2 separate regions of the Homo sapiens genome follow, and region 1 is linked to region 2. A link is an interaction called in ENCODE POLR2A ChIA-PET data of the cell type or tissue named here. Cell type or tissue: Panc1. All regions are shown on one strand.

Region 1 (2,500 bases), 120 kb before region 2:
TTAGGCAGTCCAGTCGGGTTTCAAATGAATCCTACTGTCTGTTCTTATATGGAACCACAGTCCCTCACCCTGTGTTGATCTAAGTTCTCTGTTTCTCTCCTCCAGCAGGGTCATAAAGAGCCTGACCAGTCCCCCTCCCTGGAGACCTTTGTGTGCTGGGTTTCTGCAGCCGTTCTCCATGAGAAGGGACTTCTGGTCCCTGCTCTCACTTGGATGTTCTTCCACTGACTTATCTCTCTTAATGTGTGGAGGCAGAAACCCAGTTTTCAGGGTCTCTCCCCTGGCCCCTTACTAAGTCTCCCTTAGGTACAGTCTAAGACTGCCTGACTTTTTCTTCTTTTTTTTTTTTTTTTTTGGCAGCCACAACATCACATCGTCACATACAGAAATTATATCCAATTAAATCTCCTAAGTCTTTTTCACACCTCCTACATTTGTGCATTTCTTTTTTTGCACCCAAGTGTCCAAATAGCATTTATTTCCTCTCTATTGCAATTCCAATCTGTTGATCTTTTTAGCTCTTGACTCTGTCATCCAGTGTATTTGCCATTGCTCCTGGAAACTTGTCATCTTTGAATTAGATAAACATTTTATCTGTGCCATCGTTCAAGTAATTGATAAAAATGTTGAAATCTACAGTACTCAGAAAGAGACCTGTGGCCTCCCACTAGAGACCTTCCTTGGTCTGTTCATTAATCAGCACTTTGTAGGGTAAATTGAACATTTACTAAGCTATTCAGATGTAGTTCATATTTCTTCACCTTGTCAACAAAGAGATCTTAGCAAGGCATTGTAGACCAAGTATGTGTTCCTGGAATATACATATTAAGAAAAAATCCTTATGCCAAGAAAATGGGCACATCCCCAAAACCCAGGTTATTGTAGTTTACGGCTTCTGACCCAGGGCTTCACTTTGTAGCAGTGTTTTTCTTCTGTTTTTGCCTTTGGCTGATACCACTGCTAGAGTGCAGATAAGAGAATGTTACTACCAGGGGGCTTGAGTGTCGGGCTATGATTGGCTGTCATCTGGAGCAGAGTGGGACTGAGCTGCTCAGGAGAAAGGTCTTCAGGTGATTTTTTTTGGGAAGCTAAGAGCACTGGTTTTAGACATCCTCTCCTGGCTGATGATGGGATTGGCCTTCATGGGGCTGCTGTCTGGCTGGGCTGGTGGGCAGAGGTTCCTGTGGGTGTGGATGGAGAAATCCTAAATGCCGAGGGTACCTGGTCTTAGTAGAAATCGTAGGATGCCTCAGTGAAGAAGTCAGGGATGCGGATTGTCCTCCGGATGCTTGGATGAGCGTGCAGTGGAAAAAGTACTCCTTTGGGGGAAGAGGTGAATCTGGAGGTGTTAGAGCAGAAGAGTAAATGCAGAAGTTGTAGCAGATACAAAGGCTTTGGCAAGAGTGGGAGTGATCATTGAAGGGAAGGCAGGGGCTTGCTGGGACAGGCTGGAGCCGTGATGGACCCTCATAGTAACCCTGCTGCATTTTACAAAGGAAGAACTGTGTTGGGGTACAGATGTGCCAAACACTCAAAGTTAGAAAATCAACGCAGTCGGTTGTGGCTTCTGCCCTTGAAACATCAGATAGTGAGAACCTGCCACTGTTCAGTTTGCAGAGTGGTTGGTTGCATACAGTGTTTTAGCTCTTGCCCACTCAATACAGAGGTTGCATGCGGGCGTCCACCTGCTCCGCCACCTCTGCCTGCTTGTGGCTGTGTGCCCAGAGCCCATTTCCCTGGGGAGTCAGTGCAGCACTCCTGGGGGACCCTTCTGTTTGTGTCCTGACGAATCTGACTGTGCTGGATGCAGTCCCACAGCCACACCTGGTATGGGTGGCATCTTTAAAGGCCTGGCCTGTGTGTGCTGTATCTGCAGCAGAGCTGTGGCCAAACCTGCTTTCCTTCCATCTGGGTTCCCCTTGGTTCTCGGTGGTGGACGGGCTGTGTGGTCTCCCCTCAGCTGTCCACTTGCACTTGTGTTAAAATGCGGCAGAACTTTCCCTCTATACTTAAATTGTGGTGAAATACGTATGACATAAAACTTACCATCTTAACTTTTTTTTATTGAGACAGGATCTCATTCTGTCACCCAGGCTGGAGTGCGGTGGCGCGATCTCTGCTCACTGCAACCTCTGCCTCCTGGGTTCAGGCGATTCTCATGCCTCAGCCACCCGAGTAGCTGGAATTACACGCGCCCGCCACCATGCCTGGCTAACTTTTGTATTGTTAGAGATGGGGTTTCGCCATGTTGGCCAGGCCGGTCTTGAATTCCTGGCCTCAAGTGATCCCCCTGCTTCGGCCTCCCGAAGTGCTGAGATTACAGGCGTGAGCCGCCGCGCCTGGCCTTCCTTTTTTTTTTTTTTTTAAGAGATGGAGTCTTGCTCTGTCGCCCAGGCTGGAGTGCCGTGGTGCGATCTTGGCTCACTGCAACCTCTGCCTCCCAGGTTGAAGTGATTCTTCTGCCTCAGCCTCCCGAGTACCTGGGATTACAGGCGCCAGG
Region 2 (2,500 bases):
ATTCCTTCTCCTTCCCTGTGTTCATTTCTGAAGCTCAACAGTCTTCCATACTCAAGCTGTGGGGAGGTCCCTTTCTCCTTTGACACCAGCCATTTTGTGATCTGCCCTTTCAGGCCACCCCAGCCACCCTACTTTCCCAGTCTTGCCTCTGCCTACTTCACCTCTTCTCTCGAACCTCAGAAGCTTCTGGAGTCTTCACAGTGGCCCTAATCATGGGTCTCATCCTTGTTTTCCTGTCTCTTTGAGGTTCCAGCAGCCAGCTTTGCCTCATCAGGCCTTTCTCTGAAATTCCCATCAATAACTACAAGATCTGCCCAGTACCTTGTGCATATCAGGTCTCAGGAAATTGTGAGTTTCTTGTTTCATTAAACATTTTTCTTTCCAGGAATCATCATTCATCGCATTGCCATATGTGTCCAGATCCCCCTTTTCAGGGAGCCAGTAATTCGAAAGCACTTGCCTGTGTTGAATATGGTGGAAAAAACAAATGTCAACCCTAGCCGGCCATCACTCCCCATCGGCCCACCCCATTCTCTTGTGCCAGTAGGACTTGCCTGTGTTTTCTTTGGGCAGTTCAAAGTTGGGCTCTTGAGAAGTTGCCTGTAAATTCAATTGAAGTGACCAGATCTCATCCTTACCCACTCTGTAGCTGCAGATAATAAACACTGGGGACTTCCCTTGTGCCTGTGTTTTAATGTAACCTTAAGACTTGATGCTCCCTGGAGTGTAAGAATATGAATAGCTACTCGCTGTGGATATTGCAGTTAATTACTCCTTCCTGTCCCATGTGGTCCCCAGAGGAATATGAGATTGCCACAAACATGGCAGCTTTCTTTGGGGAGGTGGGAGAGGGAGATGAATCTTGGGGCAAGGCACATTCTCATAACCATGTGGCTCCAGAAAGCTGCCTGACTCAGAGAATGGCTATAAATGCCCGGTTGTATGGATCTGAGATCCTCAAAGCCAGGTTCATTCACTTATTTATTAATTTAACAAACATTAGGCAGCTGTGGTGCTCTGTCTGCTCCAGCAGTGATCAAGACAGAAAAGATTTCTTCAATGCTGCGTGTGGTGGCTCACACCTGTAATCCCAGCACTTTGGGAGGCCAAGACAGGCGGATCACCTGAGGTCAGGAGTTCAAGAACAGCCTGGCCAACATGGTGAAACCCCGTCTCTACTAAAAATACAAAATTAGCTGGGTGTGGTGGCCCATGCTTGTAATCCCAGCTACTCGGGAGTCTGAAGCAGGAGAATGGCTTGAACCCGGGAGGCAGAGGTTGCAGTGAGTGGAGATCATGCCACTGCACTCCAGACTGGGCAGCAGAGCGAGAATCTGTCTCAAAAATAATAATAATAATAATAATAATAATAATAATAATAGTAAGAATACTGGGGTGGGGATGGTAGGATGCACAGTAAAGAGAATAATAAGCTAGTGATGAGCATCTAAGAAGAAAACACAAAACAGTACTGTCATCACAATGCAGGAGTGCTGGGTTGGGGGCCAGGTGTGGTTGAGGGGTGCTGTATTACGCTGGGTAGTCATTGAGGCCTCTGTGAAAAGGTGGCATTTAGACTAAGGGAGATTGGAAGGTCCAGCCATGGGAAGTTCAGGAGAAAGGATAAGAAGAAAAAGCTGTCACATGGGCACAGACTGATGACCAGCAAGGCTGGAACTTGGAAGATGAGGGAAACTGAGAGTGATTGTCAGCTCAGGCTGCTTTGACAAATTACTGTAGCCTGGGTGGCTTAAACAATAGACATTGCAGCATTCCCTCTCCCTCTCTGTGTTCATTTCTGAAGTTGAATAGTCTTCCATACTCAAGCTCTGGGGAGATCCCTTTCTCCTTTCACACCAGACATTTCGTGATTTGCCCTTTCTGACCACCCCAGCCCTACTTTCCCAGTCTTGCCTCTGCCTACTTCACCTCTTCTCTCCAGCGTCATGGTTGGAGAAGCATATTCTCATGGTTCTGGATGCTGAAAGTCCAAGGTCAGGTGTCAACAAGGTCTGGTTCTAGTGAGGGCTCTCTTCCTGGTTTGCAAACAGCTACCTTCTCACTGTATCCTCATATAGTGGTGGGAGAGAGCAAGCTGTGGTGTCTCTTCACTGATTAAGGACATTAATCCAATTGTATCAGGGTCTCACCCTTATGACCTCATTTGATCTTAATTGTCTCCTTAACAGCCCTACCTTCAACAGAGTCACATGAGGGGTTAGGGTTCCTACATATGAATTGGCAGGGTGGAGGTGGGAGGTGGCCGGGGATGAGACACAATTGATTTCATAGCGTCGAGTTATAAGATGGGTCACAGTATTAGATGGGACCAGAGCAGAGAGGGTCTGTAGGCCATGGCAAGAGTGAGAATTTACTCAATACACAGTGGAAGTTGGGGATGAGTGAGAAGCACAAGAGTGGCACACTGATTTCTACAACAGTCAGTCTAGCTGCTGGGTGGAGAAGGGGAGAAGGAGGAATAGTGGAAAAAGCAGGGAGA

Evidence for each region. ChIA-PET counts read pairs that join two places held together with the same protein. Peaks named below come from ENCODE experiments on the same cell type or tissue, not always from the same donor. Only the 100,000 strongest peaks of a DNase experiment are listed, where the experiment ranks them.
Region 1: POLR2A ChIA-PET joins it to region 2 with 9 read pairs; 3 of 35 experiments call an interaction of 5 or more read pairs at or near these places.

What each region holds. Positions count from the first base shown.
Region 1 is chr15:98,695,690-98,698,189 of GRCh38, forward strand. The region is part of intron 1 of IGF1R (insulin like growth factor 1 receptor); the gene reads left to right. Among named protein-coding and RNA genes, the nearest start is that of IRAIN, 46 kb to the left of the region's middle. In Panc1, no CTCF peak of the experiment used is centred here; no DNase peak of the experiment used is centred here.
Region 2 is chr15:98,815,961-98,818,460 of GRCh38, forward strand. The region is part of intron 2 of IGF1R (insulin like growth factor 1 receptor); the gene reads left to right. Among named protein-coding and RNA genes, the nearest start is that of MIR4714, 33 kb to the left of the region's middle. In Panc1, no CTCF peak of the experiment used is centred here; no DNase peak of the experiment used is centred here; H3K27ac peaks cover 245 bases.